Regions from separate parts of the Homo sapiens genome. Here region 1 is linked to region 2. The links are chromatin contacts, found by Hi-C or POLR2A ChIA-PET in ENCODE. All regions are on one chromosome and are shown on one strand. The core of a region is the stretch at or near the end of the contact, and the rest is flanking DNA. Distances in the headings are between cores, read along the strand shown. Region 1 overlaps LOC101926974 (a long non-coding RNA gene). Region 2 overlaps PRKCE (protein kinase C epsilon).

Region 1 (6,001 bases), core at 2,982-5,481, 260 kb before region 2:
TAAACTAGTTCAACCCTTGTGGAAGTCAGTGTGGCGATTCCTCAGGGATCTAGAACTAGAAATACCATTTGAGCCAGCCATCCCATTACTGGGTATATACCCAAAGGACTATAAATCATGCTGCTATAAAGACACATGCACACGTATGTTTATTGCGGCACTATTCACAATAGCAAAGACTTGGAACCAACCCAAATGTCCAACAACGATAGACTGGATTAAGAAAATGTGGCACATATACACCATGGAATACTATGCAGCCATAAAAAATGATGAGTTCATGTCATTTGTAGGGACATGGATGAAATTGGAAATCATCATTCTCAGTAAACTATCGCAAGAAGAAAAAACCAAACACCGCATATTCTCACTCATAGGTGGGAATTGAACAATGAGAACACATGGACACAGGAAGGGGACCATCACACTCTGGGGACTGTTGTGGGGTGGGGGGAGGGGGGAGGGATAGCTTTAGGAGATATACCTAATGCTAAATGACGAGTTAATGGGTGCAGCACACCAGCATGGCACATGTATACATATGTAACTAACCTGCACGTTGTGCACATGTACCCTAAAACTTAAAGCGTAATAATAATCAAATAAAAAAAATTTAAAAAAAAGAAAAAAAAAAGAAATTTTAATGACATGGAAAATTTTTGTTATAAAGGTCATTAAAAGAAGAACAGAAAATTGTATATACATATTTTAAATATATGTTTAAAATGAATTTTAAAACTAGGAATGCACACACTTAAATGCTAGCAATGATTTATCTTGGGCATGGGATTATATGTGATTTTTATTTTCTTCCATACACTTTTATATTCTTTTATATGCCATATCTATAATGACTATCAATACTTCATGAGCTTATTAAAAAAACAGAAAAAAGAACAATAGAGAAACGGTCTGAGAAGAAATGAACTTCTATATCGGAGAATGGAGCTAAGGACAGTTATCAAGATCGTTGAGAACATTAGATGATGAATGTGACCAGCACAGTGCCTGGCACATAACAGATGCTCAAATAAATGCAGGTTTGTTTCTCCCTCCCTCTTCTTTCCCGCACACATCTTTCTTGCTCTGAACCCTATGTGCCATTGACAGTCTGTCTCACTCTCCTTTACTCGAGTAACATTTCTCTTCCCAGCAGGTCTGTTGGCCCAGGAGGACTGAGCTAGCTCCTTCCTTCAGGGCATGGTGCCAGCTGGAGCTCAGGCAGCCTTGCTGACTAGTGATGGAGGAATAGGGACGACCCCTCCTTCCCTTCACCCTGACAACCCATATTCAGGGTTTCTTCTCAGGATGACATCTAGGGAGGTAAAGTTTGCACAGAGTGAAGGAGTGAGAGGGAGTTTCCTTGTAAATGGTTTTTTTCTCCTCTTTCTATCCCCCCAGTCTAGAGCTGGCAGAACATCCAGGGAAAGAAGGTAGGGAGATGGCTCCAAGGAAGGTTCCTATGCCAAGCATTTTGCCTTCACTGGTAACTGGCATCCCACCACTAAAGCTGAATGTTCTTTCTAGATACCTTTCACAATGCAGATTCCCTTTGGAGGACAAATATATTAATATGTACGTATTGATATGTATATATTTATCAGCTCCCCTTCAGAAGGCAAGTATGTGAGAGCCCCTGCATAAGGGAACTGAACAGGGAACTACTGAGAATGGCCATACCTGCAGATGGGGGTCTGGAATCTTCCATTAGTAAACCCATATTGAGGCTCCTACCCTGTGCCAGGCACTACTATATCACAGAAGATGCAGACCAATATGAGGCAAGGTCTGGTCCTCAGGTTTCTTACTCTGTAAATGGAGAACTAAGACAGACTTGTGAAAAATAACAGCAAAAACATATGGTAGCATAGAACTGCAGGACTGAAGGGACCTTAAAAGTTTTCAAGATTGACCATCCAATTGGTTATCAAATAACTGTTGTAGAGGTATATGCACAAAGGACACAGAGCTCAGACATGGCTTGAGCCAGGACTGTCTGGGAGTGCAGAAGGATTGTTAGGGCTGGACTGCCACAGAGGATTGGGAAAGGCTTTCAGGACGGGTAAAGCACAGAGCTGGGACATTTGAGGGACAGTGTGTAGACTGTTGGAAGGAGGCTGGTGAAGGGGAGAAGTAGGGAAAAGTACACACAAGAGAGTTGGGGTCAGTTTGCAAAGGACTAAGAATGCCAGGTTTGAGTGTCCAGACTTTGTCCTTTGGACAATGAGAGGCATCTGCTGCACATTTCCAAACAAAGAGGTGACTTTGAAAAGAGGTATCTGAAGGTGATTCTAAACATTGGCAGGAGACAGTAGGAACTGGTAGGGACTGGAGACAAGGTGGTGAGTCAGAGACATTCATGCCATCCAGATGAGATGCCAGGGGCATGGATTAGGACTGTGGAGGTGGGAATGGGAAGAAAAGGACCAGTGGCGAAGGACTTTCAAGGAAAGACTGGGCAGGCCTTGGGGGCTGAGTGGTGGCCAATCCACCAGCCCAGCACACTCTTTGTGTACCTTGATCTCAGCAGCTGAGGCGCCACTGCCCCAGGAGTGCTCAGAGTCCCTGGGGGAGGGAGAGGAAGCACATTTCTGACCAGAGTTTCCAGGAGTTGTGCACCAGTACAGACTGGCACCCAGGGCAAGGGTGGGGTCAGGGAGAGGGGCGGCTCCTCCTATTCTCTTGGATAACAATGCCCCCGAGCCTGCCATTTTCTGTGGTTAAAAGGAGGGCCTTTCTCCCCGCCAGTCCCTCACCCACAGGAAATCCTTGTCCCGGGAGTTCACAGCTGTGAATACAGTCTGTTAAATAGCTCAAGACAGGCCAGGTGCTGCCTGGTGCAGGCCTCCGGGGCCCTCTCAGGGGCCCTGAGCAACCAAGCACTGCCCATTCAGTCACCTGGCATGTCTTTCTTGAGGACTTACTTTGCACGAGGCAGGTGCTGGATGCTGAGGACACAGAGGTGAGGGAGATAGAACCACTACATCCAGTGGGACCACAGACAAGTCAATGCATAGCTGCAATGTAGCCAGACACTTGCCGGTTGAGGTCTGTGCCAGGTGTCAAACAAGCAGAGGATGGGGCTGGAATGTTCAGAGGGAAATGAAAAAAGTCTTCACAGAGGGTGATGTTGAACAGAGTCTTAAAGGGAGAGTAAGGGCTTCTCGGGTAAATGCAGGTAGGAGCAAAGTACATTTATTACATTCCAGGAGATGCTCTGAGCCAAGGCCTAAATAAAGCATCATGGTGCACCTAGAGAACCAGAAGTCACGGGTCAAGCTTCAGGGGAGAAAGTAGAAACGGGTGGGAAATGGAACTGGAGTGATACACGAGGTCCAGATAATGAGGATACCTGTGGGTGTCCCAAGGTGTATAAATTTTATCCTGCAGATCATAGTAGCCATTGGAGCTCAGATGTGGCCACTCACTGTGGGCCCTGCCTTAGGGAAATTTTACATTTTTTCCTCTAGGGGAGCTTAGAGAGTCCAGATGAGGCTCAAGTGTCTGAGGGAGGAAACCATCTCTGCATAAATCACATTCTACCAGGCAGGCTCCCATATCAGGGTTTTTCATGCTCTGTTTCTTCTACCTAGAATGCTCTTCCCCCAGAGACCTAATTTGGCAACTCTCTCCCCACTCCCCCCTCTATTATTAATTTCCCCGACCCTGCTGTCCTCTTTCTTTTTTTCTTTCCATAGCACTTAACATCTACAGTAGAATATGCTCACTTCTTATGTCTATTACTCATTGTGTCTGCTGGAATGTGACTCCAGGGGAGCAAAGACCTTTATATATTTTGTTCCCCAGCTGTTTCCCCTACACCTACAACTGTGCCTGGCACAGGTAGAGGCTCAATGACTATCTGTGGAACAAATGAATGAAGGAAGAAACCGTCTTTGTAATTCCAGTGCCCAGCACAGAGCTGTAAGACGTATGCATGTGTGCAAGAAATGCTACCATCATTAGGGCACCAACAAATGAGTGCCCTCGGGCTTCCCTGCAAACCCCAAGGCCTAGTTGGGCCCCCCAGAGTGGCGCGGGTTCCCCTTACTCCCTGCCGCCCAGCGGGGCACTTGGCACGGCCTGGGGCGAACGTGCCACTCGGAGAATAAAGCGCTTCCTCCGCAGGGCGGCCCTGCCAGGCTGCCGGGGTCTTGCGTCCCGGAAACGCCTCCCCCCAGCCAGCCAGGGGAAGCCTGGGCGGAGCTTTCTAGGAAGCAGCCCTAGCCTGCCTGGCCTTCTCCCGCCTGGAGGAGAGAGAGCTTGAGGTCACAAGGCCCTACTGGCTGCTGGGCACGAGCCCAGGGAGCGGGTCACCTCATTGCTGAGTGACAGGTCTCTCCTGGACCCCAAAGTCCCTCTAAACAGGGCCCCAAGCACTGAAAATATCCCAGTGTCCCAGTACCTATTCATAATTTTATAATTACATTATATTTATTTATATAAAAAGAAAGAGACACAAACAGATATGTAAGAGTAGGATTGGGGCAAGAATACAAGGACACTTAGCTCTATCTGAAATGTTTATTTATTGCAAAATAAAGTGATTAGAAGCAAATGGGAGAAAGAAGGCTTGTTTTAGGTGGTGAAAATATGGATGCTGGTTATATTGTTCTTTTCACTTTTCTGTAACTTTAAAACACTTCAAGGAAAAATAAAGGAAACATAAGGAAGAACAACAAGATTCATATATTTTTTTCTGTGATGACTACTTGGAGCTTTGCTGAATTAATGAATACCCTGGATCCAGCCTTGGTGTTGCTGTATAACTAGTCAGTAGACCAAGGCACCATGGCAGTGTGGTGGGGCAGAGCTTTGCAGAATGAGGGGTCAGGGAGCATGGATGGGGTGGGAGTGGGGACAAAGGCACTTTATAAGTGTCTCTCAAGGCTTACCATGCAGAGAGCCACTTGCTCTTCCCACATAAAGGGTCTGCCTTTCTTCCTTGGCCTCCTGCATGTTTTATTTTTTGCCTCTGACCTAGACCTCAATTGTTGCCACATGAATTAGATGGTGGAGAAGTTGGATGAACAGAAAAGAAGAAAACTTGAGAGGTGGTCTCTGGCAGTAGTGGTTCAGCCAATGTCACCTCCTGGTAATTTGGGTCTCTACCTGTCACTACAATCTCCGAGTGCAGGACTTTTGAGAATGCTCATAGACTCATAAGATACAGTGAAGCCCAGCATACCTCTGCCCCCAGGCCATCGCTAAGTAGCACCTTCCAGATCCCAGGAAAACACATGAAGATTTGTCAGATTGCTGTTTATCCAGAATTCAATGAAAGTACAAACCATAGGAATTTTTGCCTGCTTTTGAGAGGAGACAAAGGAGCAAATTTTCTTTCTTTTTTATAATGTTCAGGGCATCTCATAAGGTTGGTGTAGACTCAGCCCCATCTCTTTAACCTCCATGAAATTAAGGACTCGTGGGTGGTATCCTAGCCAGTCCTGCTGCTGTAACAAAATACCCTAGACTCGGTGGTTTAAGTCAAAGACATTTATTTCTCACAGTTCTGGAGGCTGGGAAGCTCTGGTATCTCATCCTCTTTTTATAAGGGCACTAACCTCATCATGGACACTCCACCCACATGACCTCATCGAAACCTCATCACCTCCCAAAGGTCCTGCTCCTTAACACCATCACATTGAGGGTTACGGCTTCAACATATACATTTTGGGGGAATACAGTCCATAACAGGTGGGAATGTCTTGGAAACCAGCCCTCATGGGAGACATAAACACTCCCTCTATGCATCCTGGCTGATGCATATACAGTCTTTCTTTGAATGTCCCCAAGGCAGCCAGCTCCCTCCCTCCATGTATTGGACATGGTTCTGCTCCCTGGGAGAGACCAAATTTGTCTGGCCCTTCCTGTATTTGTAGACTGAGTCAACCTTTCTCTAGACTAAATGCACTAGCTCTTCCCATAAGCTTCCTACTCTTTTAGTGGACAGATCTGTGCAATGGGAATGATAGTTCCAAGAGTACTCTGAAATCCCAAG
Region 2 (5,695 bases), core at 3,087-5,586:
AAAAATGCCTCCTAGCCAAACAGTGTACAGGAAGTCCTCACAATGTCATTGGTAAGTTCTTAGAAACTGCAACTTCAAGTGAAAAGACACGTAAGGAAACCAGTTTTACCATAGGCTAATTGGTATAAAGAAGAGTTAAGTTCCTAAGTATACTTCTGGCTACAAAAACATCAGACTTCTAAGAAAAATTATTTAGAACACTTTGAATAGTAAAACTGAAATAACACTTCTAATATTAAGCACTGAAGTAAATGTGAGCTATACATATGTTTAAGAAAGATGAAGAAAAATGAGTAAGAGCATCATTTACCCACTTGCTGCAGTTCAGGGTTATGGGTGGGTGGAACCTCTCCTGGTAGCTCAGGGTGCCAGCGGGGAACCACCCTGGACAGGACCCCATCCCATGGCAGGGCACACTCACGCACACCCACACTCAGATGGGGACCATTTAGACACGCCAATTCTCCCGATGTGCATAGCTTTGGGATTTGGCAAGAAACCGAAGTCCCTGAAAAAAAACTCATACAGGCATGGGGAGAAAGTACAAACTCCACATAGTCAGTGGCCCTGGCCAGGAATTGATATTTTTCTCATTAATGTTATAAAGAAATGACATTGAACAAAATCAGGTTATTCAAAGACCTGCTGTATACACACATATTTAATGTTAAAGACATTTAAGTCTTAGTTTGCATTATGTCAATGCCAAATAGGTTATTTACATGTTGTACTCAGGTTGATGTTACAGAGAGAAATAAAAATAGAAGGAGGCAGTTCTGCTGCAGAGAGCGCAGCACCATCACTGGCCAGCACTGGGCAGAGCATGCGGTCCATTCACTGCTAACATCAGCTGGGAGGAAGCCAGGCACTTACCAGCCACCTGCAACCCCCGATGCAGAATGTCTACGAGACGCCCTCAGATACTGTAGAACCCTAGAAATCATTTGGCTGAAGAATATTTAGTGACAAGGAAAATAGCTCTACTATATTACTAAGTGAAACAGTTTACATAGAGTATGATACTGATGTTATAAATATATATGTATGAACAGACATGTACTTTTCTAAAACTGGAATGATACACATCGAAATGTTAGTAGTAGTCATGTGAATTGTTCTTATTTTCTTTTTTGTCCTCTTGTGACTTTTCCAAAATTTCTACAATTAATAAATAATCTTTGTGATTAAAACACAATTTACAAAAGAAGATCAGGCCAACAGTTTCTGAAGGAAAATAAAGCACTGAGTTCTGGGCACTGTATAGAGGCCAGAAGGGCTTTTTTTAAAAAAATTTTTTTTTTTGAGATGGAGTTTCACTCTGTGGCCCAGGCTGGAGGGCAGTGGCGGGATCTCGGCTCACTGTAACCTCTGTAGAGGCCAGCAGTTTTACGCTCCCATGAGGCTTCAAGTTCACAAGGCCGGGACTCCTACCTACCTTTCCCCACACCTGTGTTCCTCAGCAGGCAGCATGGCGCCCCATGATGCCCCATGGCACGGCACATAGCAGGTGCTCAGTAAGCAATGGCTAAACAGACAAGTGTGAGGGCCTCATCCTACTCCAGCCCATTTTGGATCGTTCCTGTGCCCATGCCCCCTTTTTCCTCCTTTCTCTCTTACGCTTTCAGAAAACAGAAACATTTCCAGAAACAGGCTGATCAACCCTGCTCCTCTTGCCAGCTTAAGGGACATTAATATTTTTTAATCCCAGCCTCATTGAGTTCATGTAAAATTGAGCTGACACCCCTTCAGACCCTTTTTCATGTGTGTGACAGGAATTGGGGAAGAGGGGATTTGGAGGTGAGGCTATTTGAAGTGGAGAATTTGGACAGGAGGACAGAGAAGGAGACAGAAATACATGGTGAACAACAAAGACTGTTGGGAAACCTTTATTCCAATCTGGGTTCTGTTGCAAACAAATTATAAGACTTGACTGGGCCTTGGTTTTCTTATCTGTAAAAATGAGTGACCACAAATCACTAGGGAAATGCACATTAAAACTATAATGAGATACTACCTCACACCCATCAGAATGGCTACTATCAAATAAAGAAATAAGTGTTGGGCAAAGTAATAGAGAAATCAGATCAGAACCCTGGTGCACTGTTGATGGGAATGTAAAATAGTTCAGTCATTATGGAAAACAGTATAGCGGTTCCTCAAAAAATTAAAAAGAGAATTACTATATGATCCAGGAATCCCACTTCTAGGTATATAGCTAAAAGAATTGAAAGTAAGGCCTCAAAGAAATATTCAGACAACCATGTTCACAGCAGCATTATTCATAGTAGCCAAAACGTGGAAGTCAAAATGTCCATCCATAGATGATAAGTGAAATGTGATATTATACACATGATAGAATAGTATTTGGCCTTTAAAAGGAAGGAAATTATGACATACGTTACATCATGGATGAACCTTGAGGACATTCTGCTAAATGAAATATACTAGTCACAGAAAGACATTATTGTATGATTCCACTTATAAGAGGTACCTAGAGTAGTCAAGATTATTGAGACTGACAGAGTGGCTGTTGCCAAGGGCTGTGGGGAGAGGGAATAGGAAGGTACTGTTTAATGGGTATTGAGTTTCAGGGTTGTAAGGTGAAAAGAGGCATGGAGATGGAGAGGGGTGATGGATGGACATTATGAATGCATTTAATACCACTGAACTGTACACTTAAAAACGGTTAAGATGGCACGTTTTATATTATGTGTATTTTACCACAATAACAAATTCCGAAAAAAAAAAGGGGGAGTGAATAACCATAGAGTATGGTAGGTGAATTCATAGAGACATCATTAGGCAGTTATAAAATGGCTGATCTAAGTCAGGGCTTTTTTCTTTCTTTTTTTTTTTTTTTTTGAGACAGAGTCTAGCTCTATTGCCCCAGGCTGGAGTGCAGTGGGACGATCTCGGCTCACTGCAACCTCTGCCTCCTGGGTTCAAGCGATTCTCCTGCCTTAGCCTCCTGAGTAGCTGGGATTACAGGTGCCCGCCACCGTGTCCGGATAATTTTTGTATTTTTAGTAAAGATGGGGTATCATCAAATTGGTCAGGCTGGTCTCGAATTCCTGACCTCAGGTGATCCACCTGCCTCGGCCTCCCAAAGTGCTGGGGTTACAGGCATGAGCCACTGCACCTAGCCAGTCAGGGCACTTTTAAAAGCAAAGGTCCTATTCAAATGTAAGGTTTCCTTATATGCAAAGAGGTTACACGAAGCTGCAGCAGTTAGATTAAGAGCCAACACATCCTTCTCTGCCCCTGGGACACATGAGCATTAACAAACTCCACAACTTTTCCTTTATCACACAGAATGAATCCTGTTATGCTTCAAGACCTGGGTGAAGTTGTCTTGCTCCATGAAGCCTTGCTTGATCGTGGAAACCAGTGACGATCTTTCTCTGACCGGCCAGAGAACCGCCAGCTCATCTACACAGACACACGCCACCACACACATACACCCGTGCATTCCTTCACAAGAGAGTAGAGCTTACCCCTCAACTAGTTTGACCAAAGGTCCTGCCATAAAAGTCTTGTCACATCTTGCAGTGATTTGCACACCATAGGTGCTCACTAAAGATGTGTTAATTGGCTGATTAGAATAAATGGCATTGCTGTCCAGCCCACTATCAAGCAAAGATGGTCTTCAGAAGTAAAGAGATGGACTTCCCTGGAGTCTGATTCTATTAATAACTGATTCTGCCAACACTAAGCCTGTAACCTCTACCACGGATCTCATTTCTCTAAAATCCATTGCAAATTACTGAGGCTATCTCTGCTTGTAATCTGTTACTGGCGAGCATATTGATTCCCAGGTGGCTGCCTGACCCACAAACCAACTCATTGTGTTGAGCATCTCAATCTCTTCTCGAAAAGCACTCACCAAACCTGCTCACACACTCTCCAACTCCTTCGGAGTAGTAGTGGTGCCTCAGGTAGACAGTATGGTCTAGCAGGAAAGAGACCCATCCTCAACGGCTCTGTCAGCTCGTTTAGATTTAATCTGACATAGCTGTCTCTTTAGAACAAAATCTACCAATGGCCTAATTTTTACTTCGTTTTTTTTTTTTTTTTTTTTTTGGTTTAGTGTTTCTGTTCTTCAGAGTTGAGTTCCTTGAAATGACACTTTTGCTCCTACGTTGTTAACACTCCTTTTCTCACTTCTCCCCGTGCTCACACAGATGATTCAAACGCATTTGAAAAACGTCTCCCGTTGCTTTGTAAGGATGTTTCCATGCTGCATTTTCCCTAGGGCAGCAAGGGAGATTGGCTAAGGGAGATTCTCTAGTTCACCCTTTGTTTCCTTTGCAGCAAAGCCCTCCAGAATTTGGCTTCCCAGGCCTGGCAGGAAATGCCAAAGGGTGGGGGATGGGTAGAATTGTGTAGAGATGAAATTTTTAAAGAGGAAAAATCATGAAATTATTCAAGACAGGTTTTGTGGGATCCTGTTGGAGAGAATGGTTTCAACAATGGGGGTCATAAATACAAATGCACAGACTCTAAAAATCTGGGAATTTCATTTCCTGTAACTTCCAGAAAAAAAAAACAAAACTACCTCTCAGTGGTTCTCCTATCCCTTGTAGTCAATGCCTGAATGGGAACCTGGGAACTGGGAGAGGCAATTCCAAAAGTCACTTCCCCCACAAACCCTGACCAAGCCCCTAAGTTTTAGAGCCTAGCAGTCCAATAAGGAGGGCTCACAGCATTACCTCCCTCCTCTACCGATAGGCATCTGATCTTGTAGATGCAGGAATCTGTCTCCTTATTTTCCAAATACCCTCCCTTTCTCCTCTTCCTTCTTTGCTCTGGTTTAGCCATTATCATTTCCTTGGAAGAAGTAGGAGATAGCATTGGTTGGGAGTTCAAGCATTGGAAAAATAATACAAATGAGATTTGGAAATAATTTCTAGGTTTCAGCAGCCATGTCTTTACCCCTACCCTCTTGCAAATGCCACCCATGCTTCCAGGTCCAGGGTAGGTTCTACCTCCATCAGGAAACCTTCCTGACTGCCTCCTTGCATGTCTATCTCTCTACTAGGCAGTAATTGGCATGAGTTCAGAGTTGGTATCTTTTAGCTTTGTAGCCCTAGAATCTAGCACAGTGTCTAGCACATAGATGCTTAACAATAAAGACTTGTAATTGAAACAATTATAGGCCATAATTTTTTTATAGCAAGAAACAACTGTGGATGTATAAAAAATTTTTTTTCTCATATGCAAGAAAATATTAAACACTACTGACAATGTTACCCACTTAAAAGTCTTCTAGAATTTTTAAATATAAAAATTTTGGTCTTTCATTCACATCAACAGATACAGTTTTTTGTGACTATGCCAATTTTGATAAGCTGATAAGCACCCTACCTTTATAAAATAAGAATTATGTCCAGGGATTTTTAGTTGTAAGAGGGAGGACCTGGGACGAATGTGGCTACTTGATCTTGACTGGAATTAGAAGTTCTTTATTCCTCTTTCTGTACTTTATATTTTGACAGTAAATTAAATCAAGTTTGGTAGAATTCCCTACATGGTTCAGGTTACTCTTGCATCCCAAAGACACACTGGTTTGAATTTGACTGAAATTAAAACCACTGGCTTAATTTGTTGTTCTGTCTGCTTTTTCTCACTAGCCCTGGAAAGCTGGAGCCATTTTATTTGCTTTTTGCCTTTCTAGATCCCATGGAGCGGATGGAGC

Evidence for each region. A loop is a pair of places that touch in the nucleus more often than their neighbours do. ChIA-PET counts read pairs that join two places held with the same protein, here RNA polymerase II (POLR2A). Pooled maps may share reads with other maps.
Region 1: a map of endothelial cell of umbilical vein shows a loop between it and region 2 (6-fold over the local background). The contact joins two enhancer-like sites. A Hi-C loop is called at or near these places in 2 of 168 maps with a recorded cell type or tissue (endothelial cell of umbilical vein and heart left ventricle) and 2 of 50 pooled maps. POLR2A ChIA-PET finds 5 or more read pairs at or near these places in 3 of 52 experiments (PC-9, activated B cell and activated T-cell).

The regions. Positions count from the first base shown.
Region 1 is chr2:46,274,346-46,280,346 of GRCh38, reverse strand. All of the region lies in intron 2 of LOC101926974 (a long non-coding RNA gene), which reads right to left. Among named protein-coding and RNA genes, the nearest start is that of EPAS1, 20 kb to the left of the region's middle. Within about 2 kb of position 4,231, at least 16 of the 41 ENCODE cell types and tissues checked have a DNase peak (open chromatin) inside an H3K27ac peak, as active enhancers do; they include endothelial cell of umbilical vein, where a contact is called at or near this core.
Region 2 is chr2:46,014,077-46,019,771 of GRCh38, reverse strand. The region is part of intron 10 of PRKCE (protein kinase C epsilon); the gene reads right to left. Among named protein-coding and RNA genes, the nearest start is that of EPAS1, 280 kb to the left of the region's middle. RefSeq lists an enhancer at 3,921-4,559. Within about 2 kb of position 4,336, at least 3 of the 41 ENCODE cell types and tissues checked have a DNase peak (open chromatin) inside an H3K27ac peak, as active enhancers do; they include endothelial cell of umbilical vein, where a contact is called at or near this core.